Regions from separate parts of the Mus musculus genome. Here regions 1, 3 and 4 are each linked to region 2. The links are chromatin loops, found by intact Hi-C in ENCODE. Cell type or tissue: heart. All regions are shown on one strand.

Region 1 (4,000 bases), 51 kb before region 2:
CCTCCATATGCATGCTGTGGCTCACATGTGCACACACACATAAAGAAACACTTGTAGAAAACACACATTAAATAAAGTAAAAATTTAAAAATCTCCCTCTAGGTGTAGGACAAGATGAACAGCCACTGGGGTATTACTTGGCCTACACTCCTCTTTCTACCTTTGATATCCTGAGTTAGAAAGACACAGGGCCATCTTACTGGGATGATCCTACAAAGGAAAGCTGATTCCTAAGCTCCATTTCTGTTACATTTTACCTAACTGGGCAGGCATTCAGACCCTGCCTATCTTCTTCACCAGGCTTGAGAAGGTAAAGCCAGAGGAGGAAACAGGGTACCAGGACCCTTTCTCTAGCCACCAGACTCAAAAGCAACTGAAACTCAAATCTGCGTGGGCAGCAACAACTAGAAAGATATTGGAGCTGTATCCTCAACGGCCTTAGAATAGGGTCCCAAATCTAGGACCGCACATAGTTCTGACAGTACAACAAAAATCTAATAAAGACCATGCAAATTCTTGAAACAATTCTATGAGTTGTATCTGAATAATTCTATGAGTTATTTTCTGAAATAGGACTTATCGGTAATATACTCATGTATTGCCAATAATACTACTAATATAGAAGCCCCAGTCTCATACGTGCATTTATATAAGACCTGCAGGCAAATCTTGATATTTTGCTAGTTGTATACTCTGCTCTTCTCAGCCAGTACAGTCTGACGAATCACATTCCCTGGAATTCCTCCGGTTTTTATTACTAGTATTGGAGGATCCTTTCCATCTTTGAATGGCTGGAATCAGACTTAACAGTTTACAACTCTAAATTATACAGATGCTAGGACTTTGCAGGATTGGATGGCCTGAGGATGGGGCTTAGAATGTAGAATTCAATTATCTTTGGAGAGAAGAAGGACCAAGATGTGCCAATTTTCTTTCTAAAGTGTGTGTGTGTACGTGTGTGTGTGTGTTGTTGTTGTTGTTGCTGCTGCTGCTGCACAAGGTCAGAAGAACCCCTGGATGCCCTATAGCTGGAGTTGTAGGATATTATAAGCCGAGAGCCTAACCGCTGTGAACTGGGTTCTCTAGAAGAGCAGCAAGGGCTCTTAACATCTGGACCATCTCTCTGGGTTAAGATTTAAAAGCCCAACTATTGAAAGGTGACATGTTGCAGTAGGATGTCAAAGACTTGCAGGTAACTGGGAACTAGGAGACTTTAAACCATTTACCAGGACTGTTAGCCTGCAGGGCCCAAATCTGTCAGCGGGCTGAGGAATTACTGGGTTTCCTCCTCTAGCCTGGAAAGAAGAGTCTGCTTGGAAAGCAGTGACTAACAGTTAGACAAACGGGGAACAAAAATTTGCAATTCTCAGGCAATTTAACATATTCCTGGGTATGACAGGCTACTGTAGAATTTGGTCCCAATTTTTGACTCTATGGCTAAGCCCCTTTATGAAATTTTGAATGGACCCAGAAATAGTTATGGGTTTGGAACCTTTAAAAGGGGATTTGACATCTGCTCCTACCATGGGAATTTGGGGCTTGCAAAAGTCTTTTCAGTCAACATGGAAAGGATGGAGTCCTAATGTGAGTTCTCACTCAAATGATTGGAGGTGAACCTCAAACTGTGGCCTATTTATCAAAGTAAATGGCTAACAAGGGGGATTATAGGGGAGGGAAGGGTGGTAGGGGACTTTGTGTTAGACACTATAGGAAGGACTTAAACAGATGATTTGTTTGCTCTGAGTTAATCTGCACACAAAACATCTTAAAGCTGTGTTTGTTCTGACATGTTTGTTCTGAGTTAGCTTTACACACCATTGGCTTAGCAGACTGCAAAGCATATAACTGACACCACTATACATTAACCAGACTAAGCTCTGTTGAGTGCCTTCGTTCGAAGTCAAACAAGATAAGCTTAAAATAACAAAGTGAACTTCACTTTTTTTTTTCCACTTTTTTTTTCAGCAGCAGCAGCAGCAACAACAACAATAACATAGAAACTTTAGAAAGAAAATCGGCATATCTTTACCCCACTTCTCTTCAAATATCATTGAATTCTAAATTCTAAACCCTACACTCAGGCAACCAAATAAAGAAGGCACAGATAGGAGTCTTTGGAACTTGGTGGCAAAAGGGTGGGGAATGAAGAATAAACTTGAGCACTAATAATTAACTTTGGTTCTCTAGAATCCAACCTACATGATCATGCCAGCTTTTGCCTAAAGCCCAACCTAAAGATTCAATTGCTGTGTCTGTTTGCTGGTGGCTGTGATTACAGCCCGAGCTTTGTTATTCTAGTGATAGAGATGACATCTCTGTGTGAAAACAGTCAAACGAAATGGTCTGATTTATGTAAATGAAATCTTTCAACTTAGACCCAGTCAGGACACCACCGAGTTGAGTCCTGGTCCTCCCATCGTCCTAGAGCGGAGCCGGAAACTACTGGGCTGGAACGCAGATTTTGAGAGACGTGTGACTGACCCTGCGACCAGGGCGAGGGGGACGTACGGTGATCGGGTTCCAGCGGAGAGAGAACCCGCAAACTTGGGACTCTCGAGCGGAGGGTCTGGTTGATACACAGAAACTCTCCACACCTCGGAGCTGGGAGGACCAGAAGCTGGTGCGTGACGGAAGCTGCGGGGCATGGGAGAGGGAGGGAGCTCAGGACGTAGTTGGTGAGGCGGTTTCCTGCTGTTGCGCAGCTCAAGCTGACTGCAAGCTCCAGCGTATCTCCTACTTCAGCTTTCTGATGGCTGAGATTGCCAGCACTCCTGGGTTCTGTTGCTTTATTTTGTTGTGAGGGATTTTTCCCCCTTTTTTTGTTTGTTGTTGTTTGGTTTTAAGAGCGTTTCGTGAAGCCCGTGTTGGCCTCATCATTTGGCGGCGTATACTCTTAATTTGAACTCCTGTTTATCCTTCTATCTCCGAGCTCTGAGCTCATAAGCTGGAGCTGCCACACATGGCTTCTGCATGTTTAAGTAGTTACCACTGTAAGTAAATAGAATATTTGAGTAGATAATCCGAAATAGATGGGTAGACAGAGGCGGCTTTAAAAGGCATACGTGAGAGAACAGCGAATACAGAGGCCCTAAAGCTGGAGCTTGTCTGTCTTATTTAGGGATTAACGAGGGCACCAGGGTATTTCGAGCGCAGTGAATAAGATTGCCACAGAGGATAAGTAAGTGAACAAAGTGGCCATTTGGTTGTGTGAGGAACTTGGTCTTGGGTGATAGAAGGACATACTCAGACAGGTCTTGTAATTGGACACCCATAATGTGCATAGATTAGAGGATGAGCAGAAATGAAATCAAGAATGGGTTGCAAACCAAAGTTGGGTGCAATTAAAAACCTGCATCTGAGCATAGTGACTAATTTCTATAATCCTAGCACTTGGGAGAATTGCCCATTGTGGGCTAGGGAGTGAGAGCCTTGGGGAAAAGGAAAACTGGCAGGAAATCTGGCAGGAAGTGAAGACTGACTGTTGTAGTTGTGGCCAGGTGGATCCCACAGCTTTTGCTTCTGGATCAGATGTACACACACAAGAGAGAGAAGGAAAAAATAAATTCATAATTCGGGGGTCTGTAGATTTAAAAAAGGACCAAAGGTAAGTTCAGTCCACCGTTGGTGGTTCACGTCTTTAATCCCAGGTTTGGAAGGCAGAAGCAGTCAGATCTCTGAGTTCAAGGCCAACCTGATCTACAGGGCAAATTGTCGGACAAACAGAGCTACACAGAGAAACCCTGTGTGTGTATGGGGGAAGGGGTCTGGAGGGGGGGGGGGCAAAACCAAAAAAAAAAAAAACAAACCCCTGAAGATCAGCTTGGAAACCTGTGTAAAATCATAAATTCTTCAACTCTTCAAGTTTCGTCTGTAGTGTGAGGTCGTTCTTAGTGTGGTGTCTGTGGAGATTGACTAAGCAAGGGACGCACAGGTGGAGCAGCTCTGTTGGCTTGTTGACTGTGACATGAGCTGTGACTAATCAATAAGAAAAAGGTTAAAG
Region 2 (4,000 bases):
GTTATAGGAGATGAATATAATTGGTGATAATCGTACTAAGCAAATGAATTCACATTCAGAAAGACAAATATTGCATGCTTTCATTTGTAGTTCCTAGATTTCATATAGATAAATAAGACCACGCGTACTTATGACACAAAAATAGAAGCAATGCTGTCTATAGTAGTGCTTTCAACCTGTGGGTCATGACCTCTTTGGGACCTCTTTCACCAAGTTCACATATCAGATATACTACATATCACATATTTATATTATGATTCATAACATCTAAGTTACAGCTATGAAGTAGCAATGAGAATAATTCTGTGGCTGGGATCACCACAACATGATGTCTCTTTGTGTGTGTGAACCACTGGGTTTAATTGTGTTTACTTGCATGACCATGAGTGGGGCTGTTTTGTTTTGTGAGGATGGCTCTCACCCTGTAATCCAGAACTCCAAGCTGGCCTGGAACTTGGAGCTGTAACTTGAAGTGGCTCTTCCTCCTCAGCTTCCCACATGCTGGGATCATAGGAATGAGCCAATTTCTCTGGCTTTCAACTATCTATCCTTAATAAATAAAGCCTTTCTGTTTCTGTTGAGGTCTCTTTTATATTTTCTTGCTACTGTAATGATTATCTTTTAAGGTGATGTTTTCTTATTTGTGTTTGTTATAAAAATGTAACTATCAATATCAATTTTGAAATTTTAGTAGCTTTGCTAAATTTGCTAATTATAAGTTGAAGATTAAATTATCTTGGCTTTTTCTATAAAGGGCATTCAGAATGGTCCTGAAAACTGTTATATGTTGCCGGGCGTGGTGGCGCATGACTTTAATCCCAGCACTCTGGAAGCAGAGGCAGGCAGATTTCTGAGTTTGAGGCCAGCCTGGTGTACAGAGTGAGTTCCAGGACATCCAGAGCTACACAGAGAAACCCTGTCTCGGAAAACAAAAACAAAAACAAAAACAAAAATACTGTTATATATTTATAATTAATAGTTTAATTTCCTCTCACTTTTATTTTCCCTTTTCATGCAGTTTCTAAACAAACATTTTCTTATGCATTTCCCTAGGGCTTCTTTATGACGATAGAGAACATATAATTTTCCTTTTTCTTGACATCACAGAGATTTCAGGAAGGCTATATAGGAGCTCATTCTTTTGCTATCTTCCCTTAGTTGTCCTTGGAAAAAACAAATTTTGAAAGTCTCTTGGTGCTAGAGTCATCTTTCCTGGATAATGTAGCTACCACCTGTGATCCAAGATGCTTTTCTTTATAAAGAATAGAGACCATCACTAAAAACCCAATTGGATACAGAACAAAGACTGACAGATCATGGTGGTCCCAACCCCAACAGATACATCCACATCATGTCTCCTGCATCTATGGCTCAGAGGACATGGAGGAAGAGGAGGCAAAAAAAAAATTGTAAGAAATCTAGGATGTCAGCTGTGAAACAGCCTCCAAGAAATGGCTGCATACACAAGACTGAAACAATTGCAGTATCAATAGACAATATCAATATCAATGGAAGGGGGTAAAATTTCACAGGGTGCCACCCCAAACCAAAGAACTACTGGCAACTATTGACTGCTGGGAAATGGAGAATTAGTCTCTCCCTAAGATGAGCCCTCTTATTAGCTGTCCAATGCAGTCTTGAAACCTTGAAATCATATGCACACAAATAACATATAAAAACAAAAACTTAGCCAGTGGAATATGTACATATATAGATACAGATATCTCTATATCTGTATAGATATAGATATATACTTGTTCATGCACATACATATATACAACATATATACATATACACAAACACACATGAATGTAGCAATAACAAAGAAAAGAGGCTATCAGCTTGAGAGTGAGAGGGTAGGAGAAAAGACTAGGGGGAGGAAGGAAAGTGATGTAATTCTACTTCAGTTAAAATTTTTTTCTTTTTAAAAGTCTTTTTACGAGGCAACCAAGAGGACGGAAAAAACTGGAGGAAGTAAAGGGAGGAGAGAAAATGTTGCATTGCTACTTCAGCTAAAAGAATTTCTTTTTAAAAGTCTTTTTACGAAGCAACCACTAAGAGGAGGGAGAAGGGGGGGATCATAGAGTGTCGCTGGTGCCTAGAGAAGCCGGAAGTGCTCTGTGCCCCGCCCCCCGGGGTCGGACTTTCGACACTTTTGTGACTGCGGGGTGCTACGAGGTGCTGCGTTCGCGGGTGGGTTTGGGTCCCGTCCTGTTACCGTCCTCCCGCAGGGGTCGGCTGCTTGTGGGGGTTGGGGGTGGGACAAAACATCTTCCTCCGCGGCCTAGTGGCGCCGAGAAGATAAACTCGGTGGCCACTTGGGCCGAGCGCCCGACAGGGCCTCGGGCGCCTCGCCTCAGGCCGGTTCCGGGTGTCTGGTCAGTCTCAGGGCGTTTGGCGATGGGATTCTCGGGTCTTGTACTTAAGCTTTGAAAATGGGAGACGTCACAGTTTTGCTTTTCCTGGAGACAAGGTCAGTTCCAAGGTCTTTATTCTGGGGTACTGGAAGAGAGCCAGAACTTTGGAATCGGGTTGCTTGGTCGAATCTGGCCTCAGCTCCTTTGTGACTTCTCCCCCCAGTCCCTTAACCTTTCTGTGTTTTGCTATTTTAGGGGATAATGATGTCGCCTAACTTACTGGATTGTTGTGAGGAATAAATGGCTTCATTTGTGCAAAGGTGCTTAAAATAGTACCAGGCACGGGGTAATCTGCACAGTGTAAAGATAGCTGTTATTATTCCTGTTGCTTTTCCTAACTAGGACAGCACTTTCTCTTCATCGATCAGCCTTGGTACTGGCTGTTGTCTTTTGAATGTTAGTACTATTTATCAGTTCTCTTTATAATGAATGATTTCTGTATTTTAGGAGGGAAAATAGAACATTCTGGAAAAGAGCCTATCCCACAGCAAAGAGTAAAAGTGGTTTGTGTAGTGTCTTGTAATGGTCAGGCTCACAGAGGTTTAAAATCCTGGGGATGCCTTTTTTTTTTTTTTTTTTTTTTTTTGGTGGGAGGAGGAGCTTGAGAAACAGGAGGAGCGTCTAACCGCGAAGGATTAGGACCCTGTTGTAAGCAGACATTGCTGCCGACCTGCCAGCTTTCTGACCCTCAGCGAGATTCCTCTCCAGTGTGAGAACCACACGGACGGCTGATAGTTAGAAGTGATGATAGGTAGATTGGCGATAGATTAGAGATAAGTCGATCTGATCCTGAGTTCCCACTAACACCCTTTGTTCTTTTTGCAGGTTTTTAAAGCTAATATTGACCATACACAGTTTGCCATGGTCATTGAGTTGATGCCTCTTGTGGTCTTTGAAAGTCCTTTCATCTTCCTTCTTTTTCTTAAGGAATTGGATCTTTAACCTCCTGAGGGTATACAGGGATCCCTGAAGCATTCTTTTCTCTATTTGTAACTTAACAAAAAACAAAAACAAAAACAAAACCCTTGTCTTTGGTTTACTTATTTGGCAAACGCCTGTGTTGGTAAACAGTCTTCTGATCCTGTACCTTTGTACTCTGCCCAGCTGGTGAGACTCCAGATAGGCAAGCTGACAAAACGTGAGTGTGTGAAGCCGTTATTAAGAATGTATCAGTGTTCATTTTTCTAGCCTCAGCTCTACTCTTCTTCCTTGATCCCAACAAAATGCTTTGGCCTGTACTCAGGAAAGAAAGAAGATAAGGTTTTGTTTACTATTTAAAATGACATTAGTAAAGATTTGAATGTGAATCAGAGAGAAACTCCATCTCACCTGCAGTAGTAGGCCCACCATTCAGCCATAAATCTTATAGTCCTCTTCAGTCATGCTTTTCCTGCCTTTCCCCCATCCGTCCTTACCAGCCTCCCTTTTCCTTCCTTTTCCTGCTCTCCTTCCCCTGTCTTTCTTTCATTCTTTTTACAGCTAACTAGAGGCCAAGACAACAGATCCCTTCATCTGCAGGTACAGCAATGTGCTATAAAGTAGGAGCTTTAATTTAGACATACTATCATGAACAGAATTGATAG
Region 3 (4,000 bases), 100 kb before region 2:
ATAAAACCAACAACAACAGAATCTCACCAATCAGGACACTTGGCCATGGTATTTTATTACAGCAATGAAAAGTTACAAATCCACTGTTTCCAGTTCATTTGAGTAATATAATCCTGAAATGTGAGTTGTAAGTGCTAGTCTTTAACAATCTGTGGTCTTCTGAAAGTCCTGGAATAATTTTCAGAGAAGTTATGATTTTGAAGGTGTTCTCTCCATGCTGAGGAGTAAGCCCTTAAACTCTAGCAATTACTGTGAAACTAAATGACATCCCCAGTCTGAGACTTTAAAAAAACAAAACAAAACAAAACAAAACAAAACAAAACAAAACAAAACAAAACAAAAATCAATGCCAATTACTTCCTCTGGTGAGAACAGACATCCTGACGGCTTGGTAGAGTCTGCTCAGAGTGAAGCTGGAACGGAAAGGAATCCAACCTGGCTGTGACACATTCGTAACCTTGGTTGTTCAGGAACTTCGTCCTTCCCTTCTGTTCACCTAGGACCTCTGGATTGTGTTCACAATGTACAGTAGCCTCTCTACTCTAACATTATAAAAAATGCCTCTCACATTACCCTGACAATCTTATGGTTTTATGTTTAGCATTTATGGCCTTGACTTACTGGAACTGCTTCCTGTTGCATAAAGTAGGGATCCAGTTTGATGTCCTTCCAAAAGATTATCCATTTATTCTTATACATTTATTGAAGATGGTTCTTTTTCTTACTGTTTTCATTACACCCATCTCTGGACAGCTATACCATTTGTTTCCTTTGCCCCATATCGCATTATTAATGTGTCATGGCTTTATAATATGCTTTATAGCCCTTAAGGCAGGCCCCTTCTTTTTTTGTTTGTTTTATTTTCCTAGTTTTATTTTATATGAATGTGAAAATCTACTTCTGAAGAGTTGGTAGTTTTAGGGGAATACTGTTTAAATTTACAAATTATTGTTTTATGCTAAGGATAAAATCCAAGGCCTTGATTTGCTAGGCAAAAATGACTGGTTTACATTCTCAGCCACTGAAAATTACTTCTGAGATTGATCACTGAGAGCTAAAAGCCCAGGAGGTGATCCACCTGGGAAGGAAAATTCGGGTTGACATATGTCTCACCTCAGAAACTTAGTTTTCTTATACTTTAGAAGAGTGTTTTATTTTCTTCTCTGCGTGGTTAAGGAAATAAAAATGTTATTGAAGACGTTCTGAGTAATCATAGCCTCCTTTCTTCACTACCAGCTGGCCCGAGCTCACTAACCACAGAGATGAAAACCTCCGGCATCCTAGAGAGCACCAAGCGTCCGCGTGCCAGAGGGCGAGCTGAGCTCCTCTAGCCTGGCAGTTGGCCCTCTCAGTCAGTCAGTTTCTGGGTGAGTTCGTTACCTAGTTAGCACCAGGGTTTTGCAGAGGGCAAGCCTGTTCTTGCCTTGCACTTCCAGCCTTCCTTTTTTCGCGTGGGTCCCGTACTCTCCACCCCTCACCCTCTCCTCTCCTCTGGAGAGCCGGCTCCCTACCTGGGCGGGACCGGGGCGGGACCGAGGCGGGGCCCGGGCGGTTCCTCAGAACTGCAGTCTGTGGAGCGACTGGTTAATGCGGGTGAATACTGAATTTCCGCAGGGGGAGGTCCTAATTGTCTCTGCTCTGGGCTCCTCCCTTAGGTTTGTGTTCATCTTTGAAAATGTTACCCAAAGGGAATTTACTGTTACTGTTTTACTGATCTGCCCTTTTCACGGTAGCTTATTGGGGGTGCATACTGGGAGGGATGCACATTGCCACTGTAGAGACTGTAACTGGAAAAAAGACAGGAAGGCAATTATTATAACAAGAATTTGGAGGACAAATTAGCTTTGCTTTCCAGGGATGCAACTGGTAGCACTCTAGGTTCTCCGCATGGTCTGACTTGTAAATCTAGAATAGTGAACTGATAAAGCATTTTCTCTGTCACAGTTTTCACGGGGGACTAGACAACGCTTTTGCTAAGCTACTCTGTTTTCATAGCAGCAGCCACTACAAGAGCACGTTACAATGGACCACCTTGTTAGAATGAACTAAGCGTACCCCTCAACCCCCTTACAGTTAAAATGATTGGACTTTTAGGTGGTAACCATTTCTGTCAGTGATGTTATTTCTTTTTCCAAACTTAAATTAGCTTTCTTCTCTTTACTCATAAAATTCTTCATCTACACTATTTGCTAATCTCTTCAACATCTATTTTGTTTTAAGTTTATTTTAACGTTATTCTTAAGTGTTTTGTAAAGTACAGACTATACATTATTCTCTTCTAATGCCAGGGTTCAAACCCAAGGTCTTGTACAAATTAAGCAAGTTCTATACTGATGACCTGTGTCCCCAGCCCATACTCCTTAGTTTTATATTTGTGTGTACTCATTGTTTTCTTTACCTTTAAGAAAGACAGACATAAATAGCTATTTGTGTCAGATGTTCATTCTGGTAGTTCTGTGATGTTACTCTCTTGATGCGGGTGAATGAAAACATTTGATCTGTGATTTGGCTCCTGTTTGGTTAGTGCCCTCATATTGTGGAACAAATGCTTGAGAGTTCTAGTTAAGTCTGGATCATGTATTATTGCCATACTTACAGTCCATAAATTATATTTGCAAAAAAATGTATGTTTGTCATTACAGGAGTCAAGGCCAGAGTTGTGAGCAAAACATTAACTTTAAAAGATTTTATAAGGATGGACCCAGACCAAAAGGTCTCTATCATACATACTAAGGATTCTTTACCAATTCCTGAGAAAGAAAAAGTCTCTCAGTGTGAGGACAAGTTAGAAGACTATAATAAAGGCAGGCCCAACGAGGGCAAACGGCATAAATGCAATGAATGTTGGAAAATGTTTACCCAGAACTCAGGCCTCATTCAACATCAGAGAATTCACACTGGAGAAAAACGCTATGAGTGTTATCACTGTGGAAAAGCCTTCTATTAGTGTTCAACCCTCACTGTGCATGAAAGAGTCCACACTGGGGAGAAACCCAATATCTTTAACAAGTATAAGAAAGCCTTTAGTATGAGAAGACACTTGATTGTATACCAAAGAGTCCAAAATGAAGAGGAGCCAAATGACTGCAGTGAATGTGGGAAAGTTTTCGGTGTGAGCTCAGCCCTCATCAAACATCAGAGCATACATACAGGTGAAAAGCCATATGCATATGATAAGTATGGGGAAGTCTTCAGTGTGATCTCAGCACTCATCAAACATCAGAGAATCCATACTGGAGAAAAGCCATATAAGTGGAAGAAATATGGCAAAGCCTTCTATGTGAACTCAGTGCTTATTAGTCACCGGAGGGTTCACTCTGGAGAAAAGCCATGTGAGTGTGGGAATGTAGAAAAGCATTCAGTCAGAGTCAAACCGAGTGATCACCAGAGAATCCATACTGGAGAGAAATGCTACGAGTTTGATGAGTGTGGGGAAGGTTTCCGAAGATACTCTAACCTTACCAAACACCAGAAAGGACATAACAAAAGAAAATGTCAGCAGTGATGTACATGGGAAAGGTATTCTAGGTGCCTTTGGTTGCATCAAAAGAATATGACCAAAAAAAAAAAAAAAATCCACATACCCTCTCTTGAAATACTGAAGAAAAGTTGCTGGAAACAGCTTCATCATTGCACACAAGCTTCTGAAGTCACCTGTCCTCTCTTTAGAATTCAGCTTTACAACTCAAGATGGTTTGTTTTTATTTTTCTTAATATAAATCGTTTTCCAGAGGCCAGGGAAATAACTCAGCTCATCCAAAGCCCACATAAGAAACCCAGATGTCCAGTGGAGCAGGCATCTATAATCACTTTTCCTGAAAATTGAGGCAAAGGCAGGAAAAATGCCGCATTCAGAAGCTTCTGGTCCAGCACCTATAGTATGAGCACAGCTGCAGAAAGAAGAAACCCCTCCTCAAACAAGGGGGAAGACAAGAGCCACCTCCCAAAAGTTATCATCAGACATCCACATGTACACACTCATACATCATACTCATATTCC
Region 4 (4,000 bases), 65 kb before region 2:
GGGCAATGGTGCACACCTTTAATCCCAGCACTTGGGAGGCAGAGGCAGGCAGATATCTGAGTATGCGGCCAGCCTGATCTACAGAGTGAGTTCCAGAAAAGCCAGGGCTACGCAGAGAAACCCTGTTTCGAAAAAACAAATAAACAAAAACAAAAAAGTTATGGGATGTAAAGTACCTTCAGAAGGTAACTGCAAGTGGCGGATTTCTGAAGAAATGTCCTTAAAGAGAAACCTTGTAAACTAGTGAATCTATGTTTCTGGAGCAGAAGTCTGCGAACATAATGCTCTGGAATTCACTTAGCTCAGAAACTTAAACTCAAACTTTAGTTCCAGAAGTAATTTAGGTTTTGCTTCCAATAGAGAGGAACAGGATTGTTTGCTAAGTCGCCAGCAACTGAACCTTTGGCAAGGCATACTCTAAGCAGTTACCCAACACTCTTTGATGCAGAATCTCATGATTACTTGGGTTTTCTTAGTTGCTGGGACTGCAGATCTGCAGCAGCACCAGGCAGCTGTCAAGTCCCATCGAGGCAGGTAGTTGGAGTAAAGGCAATAGGAATCCTTCACTAACTCAGCAGAAAAGATGGAGACAGGAATGGAAAAGGAATGGTGAGCCATGCGGTGGTAAACATATGACTCTAAGAAAAGATCTAACAAAAATCTAAAGGAAGAGATGTCTGTGTTCCATAGTTCTACTCCACTGGGCAAAACTGAAAGACGCAACCCAAATTTAGATTAAAATCAATAAATTTATTCTTACTGATAGTAAGATGGACTCAATCTTATGACCAAATTGGGAAACATAGAGGGCAATGGGAAGCATAAAGGTGGACATTACAATTATCTCCCTTATATGAAATCCGCAGCTGTGTGGGAAATTTGCTTTGCTCCCTTACACAGAGATAGAGAAAACGGCTCGTCCCTTTTCCCACAGGGAAAGAGGGTTACAAAAGCCAATTATCTCGTATCAGGCGCCCCATTCTTTCGTTCTTATCTCGCAGCAGTAGCTTCATTCTGTGGAGGATGCAGGCTGCTAGGAACTCATGCGAATCAACAGCTATTTTAAGCGATGCCTGGTCCAGAGTTAAGTTTTCTTATCCATCACAGTTCTGCTTATGAAAACCTTTAATCTTGGTGCTTGAGTGGTGCCTAGCAAGTTCCAAGCCAGCATATGCACCACTTAAAAATAAGCAAATAGAAACTTTATATGCCCCAGTACAGGGGAATGCCAAGAAGCGGGAGTGGGTGGGTAGGGGAGCAGGGCGGGGGGAGGGTATAGGGAACTTTCGGGATAGCATTTGAAATTTGAAATGTATATAACGAAAATATTAAAAAAAAAAAAAAAAAAAAAAAAAAAAAAAAAGCAAAGCAAATAGCCTTAAGGTGGTGGCCAGCACTTTTAATCCCAGTACCCGGGATGCAGAGGCCTGTGAATCTCTTGAGTTCCAAGCCAGCGTGGTCTACAGAGGGAGTTTCAGGACAGACAGCCAGGACTACACAGAGAAAACCTGTATCGAAAAAATAAAAAGCACAGCAATACAGACAGACAGCAGGACTCATTAATGATAATTCCTTTTGTTTCCCCTGGGGCTCAAGGTGGGGAATGTAAATAGTGAGAAGTGAAGTGACTGTCCACGCCCCAGAGGTTGAAGAGGGCTCTTGCGCAGGCTCTGGGCTGCTTCCCGCTTCCATCGGAGGCTCAGCGCCACGGTTCGGACTAGGGCTGCACCGGGCTACGCCCCGGAATTGACCCGCCTACAGCCCGCCCGTCTCTAGTGCGCCTGCGCTGTGTGCGGGTTGTGCGGGAGCTGCGTGCTCTCTGTGTTGTGACTTCTGGAATAACCGCCACCGCGGTGGTTGATTGAAGGCGGACCATGTCGCCTGTATCCCGATCTCGCCCTAATGAGGACACTCTGGGCTCTCAGAAACGACGACGTTTCTCGGAGAGCCCACCGTCGGCGTTACAGACTAGCCGATCACCTCGGGGAGGCGGTTTCGGCTCTCTCCTCAGCGGTCCTGAGGGGCTCCAGCCTCCGCGGGGTGCTCAGGGCGTCCGGCCACTGCATCCCATCAGCCGCCCCAGGTCTGGAGAACGACCGCTACCGCTGGGGATCCGTACGCTTGCCTGCTCTTCCTCTCCCATCTGTGGTGGATACCGTTACCACCACAACTATGCGGGAGATCCTTCGTGGGCTGAGGACCAGGAGAAGGAAAAGGAGGAGAGTTATAGGCAAAGGAGGCTGAAGGAAAGAGAGAGGATTGGAGAGCTGGGAGCGCCTGAGGTATGGGGACTGTCACCCAAGATTCCTGAGCCAGATTCTGATGAACATACACCAGCTGAAGATGAGGTGAAGAATCAGAAGAGTAGCAGTTCAGATTTCACCAATGAAGAAAAAAGGACAAAGACCAGTCATTCAACAAAGAAAAAAAGAAAGAAAAAGCCTTCCAAAAGGAAGCATAAAAAATATTATGACAGCAGTTCAGACTGTCATTCTAGCTCTGATAGTGATAAAAAGAAAGTTAAAACCAAGAAGAAAGAGAAGAAAAAGAAACATCGGGCAAAACAGCTCAAGAAGAAGAGGACTAAAAAAGAATACAATGACATAAGCTGCAAAGCTTCAGAAAGGGACTTGCCAGAAGATGCGTGGATGGAACAGTCGATGAGTGCAGAGAGCATGGATTTAATAGGCCCAGAAGCACCTGTGATACACACCTCTCAAGATGAGAAACCTTTGAATTATGGCCATGCTCTGCTTCCTGGTGAAGGTGCAGCAATGGCTGAATATGTAAAAGCCGGGAAGCGTATCCCACGAAGAGGTGAAATTGGGTTGACAAGTGAAGAGATTGCCTCATTTGAATGTTCAGGTTACGTCATGAGTGGTAGCAGGCATCGCCGAATGGAGGCTGTAAGACTGCGTAAAGAGAACCAGATTTACAGTGCTGATGAGAAACGAGCCCTTGCATCCTTTAACCAAGAAGAGAGGCGGAAGAGAGAAAATAAGATCCTAGCCAGCTTTCGAGAAATGGTGTACAGAAAGACAAAAGGGAAAGATGACAAGTGACAACCTGTTTGTTTCACTGTGGGACGTTTAACAACAAAGGCTTTGTATGGCCAAAGTAATAGTAAATGGTTTTACCATTTACCAGTGCTATTGTACCTACTGTGTTAGTAAAAAGCACTTTTTGAGATGTCATTAAAATTTTTTACAAACATTGCAGAAAAATGACTAAAAAGTTGAATGTCACTTCAGTCCATGATTTACCTCCCTAAAAAAAAAAAAAGTCTCTGTATCCTTCCATGGTTTTTGTGCATATACAAGTTTGTATTTTGCAAAATAGAAGTTAGTACTACTAAACTGAAAAGTGCCTAGTCCCCCATCTGCTACGGTGATTTCCCCCTAACCCCGTCAGGAGGATTTTAATTTTTGGAGTCATTTGTCCCCGGACAAAAAGAACGTAAGAGCAATGCCCAAGAAGCTGAACGTTTTGGAACTATTTGGATCCAGTGGGCAGTGTTCTTCTGACTGTAGTTAGCAGACTTGTTTAAGGAGATGGAATTTTGTAACTGGAAAGTCTGGGAAACTGTTTCTAGCAGGATGTTAATACACCTTGAACTTTTTCCCACCATCCTTTTCTATGGCTCTGTTTTCTTTAAAGTGGTTTCCCTTTTAAAACAAAAGAGCTGCCAAATCTCTTGAAAGAACATTTCTTTTTGAAGGGACTGGGCATTTTCCACTTTGAACCAATGCTGTTTCTTCATAAGATGAAAGTAGCACCAAATGCTGTATGTTGTAAAAGTGAGATAGGAGTGCTCTTCATCCGACCCTGGGCCACACTCTCCTCTGTTCCTACTTAGTACCAATGGGGCGATCACTGGCTTGACCCAAATGGTATGCATATATGCAAATGCCAATGGTATACAAGTCTAGTGCTAACAATATTCTGGTAATCTGTTAATATATACTATTCTTGAAATTACTGATATAATAGAACTTTTATA

The links. Peaks named below come from ENCODE experiments on the same cell type or tissue, not always from the same donor. Only the 100,000 strongest peaks of a DNase experiment are listed, where the experiment ranks them.
Region 1: a loop joins it to region 2, with 5 times the contacts of the local background. A loop is called at or near these places in 28 of 42 quality-filtered maps.
Region 3: a loop joins it to region 2, with 5 times the contacts of the local background. A loop is called at or near these places in 8 of 42 quality-filtered maps.
Region 4: a loop joins it to region 2, with 2.5 times the contacts of the local background. A loop is called at or near these places in 22 of 42 quality-filtered maps.

The regions. Positions count from the first base shown.
Region 1 is chr13:21,452,198-21,456,197 of GRCm38, reverse strand. Zscan26 (zinc finger and SCAN domain containing 26) reads left to right here and starts at 2,471. Exons shown (of 6, transcript NM_001347491.1): 1 at 2,471-2,620. In heart, no CTCF peak of the experiment used is centred here; a DNase peak (open chromatin) is centred at 2,467; H3K4me3 peaks cover 1,784 bases; H3K27ac peaks cover 1,781 bases.
Region 2 is chr13:21,400,865-21,404,864 of GRCm38, reverse strand. Zkscan3 (zinc finger with KRAB and SCAN domains 3) reads left to right here and starts at 2,110. Exons shown (of 6, transcript NM_001145778.2): 1 at 2,110-2,193. In heart, no CTCF peak of the experiment used is centred here; a DNase peak (open chromatin) is centred at 2,154; H3K4me3 peaks cover 2,291 bases; H3K27ac peaks cover 1,997 bases.
Region 3 is chr13:21,503,875-21,507,874 of GRCm38, reverse strand. It overlaps the pseudogene Zfp389. Among named protein-coding and RNA genes, the nearest start is that of n-TSgct2, 13 kb to the right of the region's middle. In heart, no CTCF peak of the experiment used is centred here; a DNase peak (open chromatin) is centred at 1,534; H3K4me3 peaks cover 1,154 bases; H3K27ac peaks cover 668 bases.
Region 4 is chr13:21,466,316-21,470,315 of GRCm38, reverse strand. Nkapl (NFKB activating protein-like) reads left to right here and starts at 1,815. Exons shown (of 1, transcript NM_025719.3): 1 at 1,815-3,269. The coding sequence starts at 1,875. The coding sequence ends at 3,062. In heart, a CTCF peak has its summit at 1,591; a DNase peak (open chromatin) is centred at 1,775; H3K4me3 peaks cover 1,877 bases; H3K27ac peaks cover 978 bases.